2 separate regions of the Mus musculus genome follow, and region 1 is linked to region 2. Evidence: chromatin loops called from intact Hi-C (ENCODE). Cell type or tissue: gastrocnemius. All regions are shown on one strand.

Region 1 (5,000 bases), 56 kb before region 2:
TTCCAAGGAATTAGTTAAAAATAGTTTGAAGCATTTTTGTCTCTGTTATCTTGACACACAGATGGAGAAATACTCAGAGGAGTATTTTAAAGTCTATCACTACCAAAGCCTACTTGCTAAATCCTCTACTTAAATATTACCCATCAGGCAAAGCACCACATCTCCATATAGTGCTGCCTCAAAACTGGCTATTTTCCAAGAAGTAATTAGTGATCACCTATCTTGTAACTTTTAAAAACTTATCTGAAAGAACTTTCCCATCATTGGTCTCTTGTTGAATTTCAAAACCCCTACCATGGAAGGTTCATGCTTTGTTGCCACACAAATAACAAAGAGCTACCACTTGAACTTGTGTCCTTCTGAATAGCTCAGTTCATTCCTGATCCCTCTGTTTCAGCCCAGATCCACATCTGTCAAATATTCAGAAACATGGTTCTGCCCTTGCCTACCAGTTTGTCGACATGTCCCGTGGCTTCTGCAGCCACACAGGACTCCTGTATTCCACTGGATGCTTTCCACTGTTGCAAGCTCAGTGCTGAGATGTGGTCCCCTGTGGGAAGACTACACCTCACAGACTGTTTGGTGGTCCTGTTTTCACCTGAGCACTGGACAGTCCCTTACTCTATAAACCTGAATCTGTCCACCCAGGTCACTGGAAGGCTAAGAGGAAAGATCTCTGATATTTATGCACCACATGCTAAGTCCTGCTTTAGCTGCATCAGCACTACAAACAGGCCTATCCTCTTCGTACTTGATCAAAAGCAGGGAGAAGCTGTTTAACTGACTGTCTGCTTCCATAACTATTTACTGCTGACTCTCTCTTTGTAGGTGGCCAGTTTGTGTGGCCTGATTTCTCTTCCTTCCCACTCTTTTCCAGATTTTGGCCTCAAAGGAGGATATGAGTTAAAGAATCATTTTATTAAAGATGAGTATATATGCTGACAGTTTCTCACAGTGCATTTATTTAAAGAATTAATTACTTCAGCCTTCTCTCCAGATGGTTACTCTTTAAAAACTGTTTACATTAAAAAAGGAGAAAAATTATGTAATGAGACATTCATTATCAGCACTAGCCCTACAGGTTCATGGGGAGTCTAAAACGATAATTTTTGCGACAAAGTTAGCATTGAAGTTTTATACAGACAAACCCAGCCAATAGTCTATCTTCCGTCCTTGCACCTTCAATAAATCATCAGGTCCCTCTTTTCAAAAACTGTTTCCATATCAATTATGTTTCAGTCATTTACTCCTCCCTCAGAAGGAGGTCAGAGCACAGGACGAGGTGGGCCTTAGAAATAAAATGTCCTGCCGTGGGGATGTGGCTATGGAGATCCAGTCTTCTATTGGGTATTGGATATCCTACAAGTTAAGAATGGTTTATTCAGAGAACGGCAATGATTAATTTGATGATAGGAAGCTCTGACTCTGAACCTTAGTTCAGTGAAATGTTATTCCCTCAAAAACAATTCCTTTATTTTCATTTTATGGTATAATAGAAGGGATTATGTTAGAAGAAATTTACGAAGCACTTTAGGCTCCTATCCTTAACTTTTATCGATGAAAACTGGGAGAAATGTGTTTTCTCTTTGTAATATAAGTGTCTATGTGCTTCCCCATTTTGCTATCTTGACGAACTAAACCTGAAGTGTTTATTCTGTCCCTTTATAGCAAATAACTTGTGAATTTGTCCCTGACACTACCTGTCGGTCAGACCTGGAAGGTGACCAGAGGGAAAGGGAAGTTGAGCAGCTGTTGCTACACACCAGACTGCTCTTGCTACCCATGTTCCATGTCTTTATCCTCGCAGTAAATCTAAGAGAAAACCCATTCTATAGATGAGGAAAATAGAGCTGTGAGAGGCTGAGTAGCTTCTTTGTGGTGTGTGAAGTGTAGCATGTTGTAGAAGTTGGATTTAGGGTCCAATGTATCGCCCAAAGCTGCATGCTATCTGCTGTATCACCACACACATGATGAGAAAGAGTATGCACCCAATACAGCACTATATATCTCCCTGACGAAAACTCAATTGGGTTTCTAGAAGTACGCAGTAACTGTCTGTGAGTTCTGGTTCACTGAGGCTCTGAAGGCCATGGCTGGTGAGCCAGCTCAGCAGCCAGTGGAGTTTCAGGAAAGTGTTTGCTATTCAAGCCACTTGGAGACAGGCAAGCCCAACATGCTTGTAGGAACACCGTGTACTCAGTGGGAAGCTTTTAAATATACACAGTCCCAGGATGAGCTAGCCATTCTCCACTGGGTGACTCTCTGTGTGGCTCAGAGCCTTAGCTCACTGCTAAATTCAGCCTCTGGGAGGCTCAGAAAAGTTCTGTCTGAGCTCACACACATTCATATATCTTGACCCATAAAACTTGGAGCACAAGACAGAACTCAGCCTCACAAATCTTCACCTGTTCCTTTGGGGTTTCTTGTTTCATCCTTCCCCCTAAAATATGATGGGTGACTCAGGCATCCCTGTGTCTTCTAAAAATAAATGCCATTTTAATCAACTCTCATTACTATTAACACCCTTAGACAGGTGCCAAGTTTTGCATTCTATTGCAGAGAGCTCAAGAATAAGTCCTTAAAGCATTTTTTTTATTTCTTAAATTTAACACTCATTATGTATTTATCATACCAAAAATAGAAAATAGAAATGGTCAAATCCCATTTGAGCATTATGCTTTGAAACATATCCCTCCAGAGAGAGAGAGAGAGAGAGAGAGAGAGAGAGAGAGAGAGAGAGAGAATGTGTGTGTGTGTGTGTGTGTGTGTGTGTGTGTGTGTGTGTGTGTGTGTGTGTGTGTACAGATAAACTGGGGTAATACTGAACATACTCTTATATTCTACAACTGTCCTTGAGTGAGGCACTAGAGTCACGTGATAAAAGAACTTGACATTTACAACACCTATAAAGGAAAGAAGGTCAAGGCAACTTTGATCTGAGATTCATGAAGCTACAATCAACTCAAATACATACCCAAGGCCAAGGACTGCTCAGGTATAATGAAATGAAAAAAAAAAAAAAACAATACAATATAATCTGAAGACTTGGTCAAGGAAGAGAAGAAAAGATGAAGAGGAAGAAGAAAATACTATTTAGCATCCCTTTACATGGGTTAGGTGTCTTTCCAACTGAGTGCTGTATGGAAGATCTTAAGTTGAGAGGAGTAGAAACTACAGAGCAGTTGGGTGTAGGAGCCAAGCAGTTCTGGCAGGAAGCAAAGGGTGCAAGTTCTGAACCAATAGTGCCGAAGCAGATGACAACTTGTCTTGAAAGTAAGCATGTCATAGAAAAGTTAAAAATAAAACATTTTCACATCTCTATGTGTTCCCGGGGTTTGTCTCACTTTGGAAGACTTTGTTCCTCCATTGGGACATTTGGCAAGGTAGGGAGACATTGGTGATGGTCAGAAATGGGAGTGTTCTTGCCATCTCGTGTGTATAGAGACTCAGGATGCTGATAACTTCCCCCAAGGCCAAGGATGCTTTCGATGTCCAACAATGCACAGACAGGCATCCACAACTAAGAGTCATCTAGCCAACTCTCTACTGTTGAGAGTCGGGAGTTCTGCCCTAGAGTAGCTCAGATGCTTAAGGGAGATTTGTATTATAAATCCTATTAGGCAAGGTTATTCTAACCCTGAACTAATGAGTAGATAACTGTAATCACCATGGTTACTACCTTCCAACCAATGACTGGCAGACCCAGATCCTCTGGCAGAAAGCAGCCATCTTCCCATGTTCTAGAAGTGAGGCTGGAATATACTGAGGAAAGAGAAGGTGAGGAGGCTTGACAAAATGGGAGCTAAAGGATGCCTCGAGGTAAACATCCATCTCTTCAGAATGTCTTAGAGGAGGGCCAAGTCCAAGAATCAAAGTGCCAGCAGATTTGACGTCTGGGTGGGCACCCTTTCTCAAGGATGGCCGTCTCCTTCCTGTGTCCTCCCTTGGAGGAAAAAGGGAACCCTTGCTACCAATCCCATTCCTAATATCTCTACTCCCATTACCCACTCAAATCCAAAAGTCCTATTTCCATATAACATCATAGTGGGGGAGGGGATTAACATGAATCTGACTGGGTGCAGGGGCATTCATACCACACCAAGGTTTACTTAGCCAGTGCTTCTTCCTTGATGACAATGCCCTCGGGGAGAACCACAGCCTATTCCCAAGTTGTCATTGCATCGCTGAGAAAAGGCACACTGAGCATGCCAAGGGCTAGGGAGATGACTCGATGGGTAAAAATCACTTGTAGGCCCAAGGAGAAGGACCTGAATTCAGATCTCTAGCATCCACGAGGCAGCATGGCTTTGTGCTACAAGTTAGGGAGGCAGGTCCCCTGGAACTCATGCAGCTTAGCCAAGTGGTGAGCGCTGAGATCCAGGTTCAGTGAGAGATTCTCTAAATAAATAAAAATAAGTAAACGAGTAAATAAATGGATGAAGCAAAGCAAACAATGACCGAGGAAGACACCTGAGCTTCCATACCAAGTGCACAAACAGGCACATGCATACACACATATATGTGCATTAATTAAAAAGATGTACGCTAAAGAGACAAAGAAGCATCAGGAAACGGGCACCTTGAGCTCTTCCCAGAATGCTGCAGGTTGTTTCAAGTTCTCTAGCTGGCCCCTTAGCCCCTGAAACTAGACTATTTGATCTCCTTTTTTGCATCCTGTGTTCTGAATCACTTGCTTATGGAAACAATCTCAAATGAACATTCAGAGGGGCCCCAAACTGGGGAGTATCAAAGTTCCATTCTGCCAGGGACAGAGGACGGCACTGGAACACTGGATCATCTATGAATGAGCCCTCTCATGAGTGCGACTTTGAGCATGTATACTATGCATATTACATATGAAGCGTTAAAATAAAGTAAAATAAAACATCGCAGGTTACTGCAAATATTATATACAAATATGACCCTGGATATCATAGAATATCTATCATCTTTACCAATGTAGACAAGGTCATAGATAAAGAAGTTAGTTAGCTCATCCA
Region 2 (5,000 bases):
TTGCTCGTTAAGTCCAAGACCCTTCTCTCGGGTTTTAGGCAATTCACACTTCTCTTTCCCCATCCTTGCCTCTCTTCTTAAGAATCAGAGCATCCTAACCCATAGCACCAGATACACTTGATTCTACACTACATCTAAACCAGGATGCTACCCAGACCCCCCCCCCCCACACACACACACACACACCTCTCCTCCTGGTCCAAGCAGACCCTCGAGTTGAGCTAACCTGGATTGTTTATTTTACTTCTACCATTTGTTAGCTATAGGATTTGATGTGAGCTCTTCCAATTCAGAGAAGCTATTCGCCAGCCTGAGAAATGACACCAGCCAAAACAAAGGCACAAAGACACAGGTAAAGCAATCATTACCACACCTGGACCACAGAGGTGACCAACAAATCTCCTTGGTGACCTTCTGCCGTTTCCACTTTCCCAGACGGATTCCTTCCATTTACGGGTTCTTAAATCACTTTTTTCTTTTCTCCCAGTACATCGGAACAGAATGCTCTATTGCAAGTGCTCTGCTCTGGGTCCCCTTTACTCCCACTCCCACAGACACCTTCATTTTGGCTGCAGCATCCAGAGAGGCGTCCTGACTCTTGCCTCCATGTATTAAACAGCCGTGTCCAACATGCAGAGTCTAAGCAGTGTGCTGCCGCCTGCGGCTGGGATAGTTGTGAATGTAGCCCAAACTTAAAACGAAACGTACTTAGCACGCGGTGAGATATTGAGGGGTAAGCAGGGCAAAAGAGGGGGTGATTCCGAGCGTAAACTTCACAGATAACAAAGTCATTTCTGTATCACAAAGACAAGCACAATCTGCGTGGGAACATATATTTTAATTATAGAAATACTCGACTTTTTTTGTTTTTTATGCTGTGCGGGGCGCTGCACAGAAACATTTCATTTTATTGCCACCAAATCCTTCCAATACTCCTACAAGTACAATAATTACTCCTGTTTTTACAGCCGAAAGAAATGAAGACTTTAACTTGACCAAAGCTAGATACTAAGAGAGAACATCAACGCGTGCACAAAACTGCTAAATTCCTAAGTGCCTGGTTGTGCTTGGGTTTTATTTTAATTGAAAGCATAGAGGCTGCGGTGTGATTGCTTTTAACTTCCCAGTAAAGTGCACCGCTGAGCAAGTAGACGATAAACAGGAGGACAGGTGTTACTTAATGGAATGATGGAAGCTGTAACCCGAAGCCTCCTTGGGCGGGGAGAGGTCTGGGCGACTGCACCCAGCTGGGAGCGCCTCTGACCAGGCGCTGTCTCTCACTTCCAAAGTTGGAGCTCTCCTTGGTGGGAGGGGGCGGGGAAGAGGGGAGGCCAGTGACGTCACTCGCAGCAGGGATAAATCTCCGGGACAGCATTCCCAGTTAGGTCGCAGCCCCAGGAGCTAAGTAGGTTGTCCGGTTCCGAGACAAGCGCTTTGCAGAGCCACCGTCGCTGGACCCACTCGAGGGAAGGCACCATGCCCCAGAACGTAGTTCTCCCGGGTCCTGCGCCCTGGGGCTTCAGACTCTCTGGGGGCATAGACTTCAATCAGCCTTTGGTCATCACCAGGGTAGGTGTTTTCCATTCTGATTTTGTGCTACAGGTCACCTGGCATCCGAGAGTAGCCCTGGAGTTAAAGAGAGAAACCAAGAGACCCAGGGAGGGAGGCAGGATGGTGCACTGGCGGGGGCCTGAGCTTCTGGCTCCCAGTTAGACTTCAGCAACAAGCTGGAGGATGCAAAGCAGTTCTGAGATTTAATCAAGGCAGCTCACAAACTCTGCATCCCTTTTCCTTGGTCCCCAGCCACATTAGCCAGAAAGGTCAACTGACAGTGCTGGGCTCAGAGGAGGGCTCCATAGCTGAGGGGTGCTTTTGGCTCCCCACCACACACACACACACACACACACATCAGATATGGAGAGCAAGAAAGAGGTGTCACTCTAGTGGTTATTTGGTGGCTCTACACTTGCATCTGAGCAGTTTTCTTGCCTGGATGGGAACTTCAGCAGGGTACTGTTCTCAGGGCACAGCTTGGACTGGCCAAGTCGGAACCTCTCATATCAGCCAGACAGGGAAAATATTACTAATGTGTATTCCTCCGTTTCCAGGCATTTTGGATAAATATTTTTCCAAAGCTTGGAACTTGGCTGACGAAGCATTACCTATAACTCAAACTGCAAAGAAAACCTGGGCTATAGTTTACCTGATAGAGAGCAACCACTCAGTCTAATAACTTTAAAAAGGAAGACTGTAGTAGCAAAAAACCAAACTGCCTTATTCCAGGGTATCTTAAGCAGAACCCAACAAGAAGGAGGGTGTAAAAATGAAACCCAGGGTTCCTTTTCTGTCAGCAAATTTCTAGAGTAATTGTTAAGCATCTAGTTGATAACTTCCTCAACTTTTGAAAGCAATCTTTTCAGTTACTCATGCAAGCCGTTCGAAACGTGAAAGCACAAACTTTTAAATGTTATCATTTTATGTTCCAAGTGTTATGGTTTTCTTATTTTATGCTTCTCTGCTCATGCTATATTTTATGAATACATGCTTTATAACCTGATCAATCACAGGTTTTGAATAGGGCACTGTACACACATTAATATTATTTGTGGCGCCCTAAGCTTTTGAAGAAGCCCAAAGCGTGTATCATAGGGTTGCATACAACGGCTCATCTCAAGCTTTGTTTTACATTTTTCAAAAAAACATGTAAACACATCTGACATGTGTTTTTATATGAGACATTAAAACATCCCCCCAGAAATGCTCTTAAGTAAATTAAGCAGAAAATGCTTCCATGGTGTGGGCCAAGCCATTCCTTTTATAGATTTACCAAAGAAAACAGTTTCCACTGTCTCTAAGAAATATGCCTAGTTTATAAGGTCCCACTTGCTCATATTAAGTAACAGAAGCTCTTGAATGCTAACAAAGAATACATCATATTTAAATTAAATCCAAAAGAATGGATTATGTCATAAAGACCCTTGGAGAAAATTTATAAAGGAATTATCTTACTATTACTCTGTAACATATCTGTCTAATGAATCACATGTTTGAAGCTTGGGATCATTGACACTTAAAGCAAGATTTATCTTAGTGCAATCTTACATCTGCATTCAGACTACAAAGACCATGTATTTGATGTCATGACATTTTTATTTGAAGAGCCATTCTGTCTTGGATTTTTAACTCAGCTAATGTGTGTCACAACTGTGGGCACTTGATTCAATAATAAACCAGATGTTATTTATTTAAAATACACCTTTCCGATGGTTTTAACTTCTAGGGAACAGATACCACCGAATTGTTCCACCCCGACTGTCCCCAAAGCCATACATATCAGGGATTCTTGTTAAATCAATGCAAGCCCACTTAACTTGGGCTTTTATGCCTTTGTGGATTCTTATTAAGAATATTACGTTCATAATAATTACAGAGACATGAGAAGTCACCTGGGTGAAAATTCAGAGGTGTTAGTGAAAAGTATCTGCTGCTGCTAGGCAGTCATTCCATTTTGTAAATTTAATATTATTCTATTACTTCAGTCTACGCATGAGAAAAATGTCCCTCACTGTCCCCAGTGACATGCAATTTGTCAGTGGCGCTGTTCTTCGGGCTGCTGCCTTTATTCAAGATATCATAACGTCCTGCCCAGAAGCCTGCCTATAGTCTCCAAGTCACCCTGCATATTCTTACCATCCGCCTTTGAAAGGTGCAGTGGGCTGTCCATTTTTCCCATTAAGCATCCTTCAGTGACATCACTAGCTTCTAGACAACAGAAGGTGGGCTCTTCTGCGTGGCTGTTTAACTCTCTGTTCTGACTTCTTTTCTTCCCTGCGTCTCCTGTTCCTCTTCTCACTCCATACAAGGACAGTGATGCCACAGCTCAGGGCTGTTTATGATCTCGTTGGCATGGCTGTGCTTCTGATACACACCACTCTCTCCCAGAATTCTTCTCTCCAGCCCTACCCCGTGGTCCACTCTGCCCATGAAAACCTAGCCCTCCTCTAATCCTCTAATGATGGTCACTTCATCTATTGCATAATCATACATAGCTTTCTGCCTATCCTCTCTTATTATCTTGTCTATACCCAAGATACTTAAGCATATCTGACTCCATCACTTGCTCCCCAAGGGCAGGAACCTTTTATGTCGGAAACTGTTTAATACATAGCAGCACCTGGTATATCACATATGTTATAAAATAAATATAGCTATAATACAAATGACTAAGTTGCTCACCTTTTACATAACTTTATTGTCATAAATAAGTAGATTGTGCTCTCAAAATACTCACCCCACAAAAAAAGGTAATTGTCTGTTTTGTTAAGGACACAAAGAACTGAAGTATGCCATACTTTCTGTCATAAGAAGTTCCATCCATTTTCTCAAGCCATCTAAATTTGTTTTGGTCCTCCTACAAGCTAGATTGGATGTACCCCTGCCTGTCTGGTGCTGTATCAATGCAGACTGTGCAGGGCCCTCGGTTCATGACACTGCCACTTTATAATGGTTTGAAAGTGACACCTTCAAGTCAGACCATACTTAAGAGTTTTCCGTCTCTGCCTGTGCTAGCCACTGACAGTGTGTGACTCTGTCTTGATGCTGGACAGTGGTAAAAGGCCACGGTTAGTGCCAACCAATCGGCAGAGCAACCGTGAGCCTCTACAGTGTATTGCACTGCTCTACAACAGGACGTTCTGCAGGTTTGGTATATTCAGTGTTGGTTGATTTAAGGTGTCTCCAGCTGCATAAAGAGGTTGCAGTTGCTTGGGATATAACCTCATGCTAAGTCAAGGAGCTTGCACATAGTAAGCACCTGCTCCTTAGGAGACAATGGAGCTGCAGCCAGAGCTTGTGGGAGAGCTACTGCTTGTAGGGTCTGAGCCAAGGCTGCCGAAGCTTAGGCCTCAAATCCAAAGAATTGAAAATAACGGCTCCCATAGACTTGCAAGAGTAGCAAGATTGCTTTATTCTGAGTACAGCTCAGAGAGGGAGACACTGTC

The links. A loop is a pair of places that touch in the nucleus more often than their neighbours do. Peaks named below come from ENCODE experiments on the same cell type or tissue, not always from the same donor. Only the 100,000 strongest peaks of a DNase experiment are listed, where the experiment ranks them.
Region 1: a loop joins it to region 2, with 3 times the contacts of the local background. A loop is called at or near these places in 8 of 42 quality-filtered maps.

The regions. Positions count from the first base shown.
Region 1 is chr8:45,827,945-45,832,944 of GRCm38, forward strand. No RefSeq gene overlaps it. Among named protein-coding and RNA genes, the nearest start is that of Sorbs2os, 11 kb to the left of the region's middle. In gastrocnemius, no CTCF peak of the experiment used is centred here; no DNase peak of the experiment used is centred here; H3K27ac peaks cover 3,962 bases.
Region 2 is chr8:45,884,104-45,889,103 of GRCm38, forward strand. It overlaps Pdlim3 (PDZ and LIM domain 3), which reads left to right and starts at 1,384. Exons shown (of 8, transcript NM_001374652.2): 1 at 1,384-1,569. The coding sequence starts at 1,477. In gastrocnemius, CTCF peaks have their summits at 668 and 1,954; DNase peaks (open chromatin) are centred at 628, 1,363 and 1,749; H3K4me3 peaks cover 4,616 bases; H3K27ac peaks cover 4,719 bases.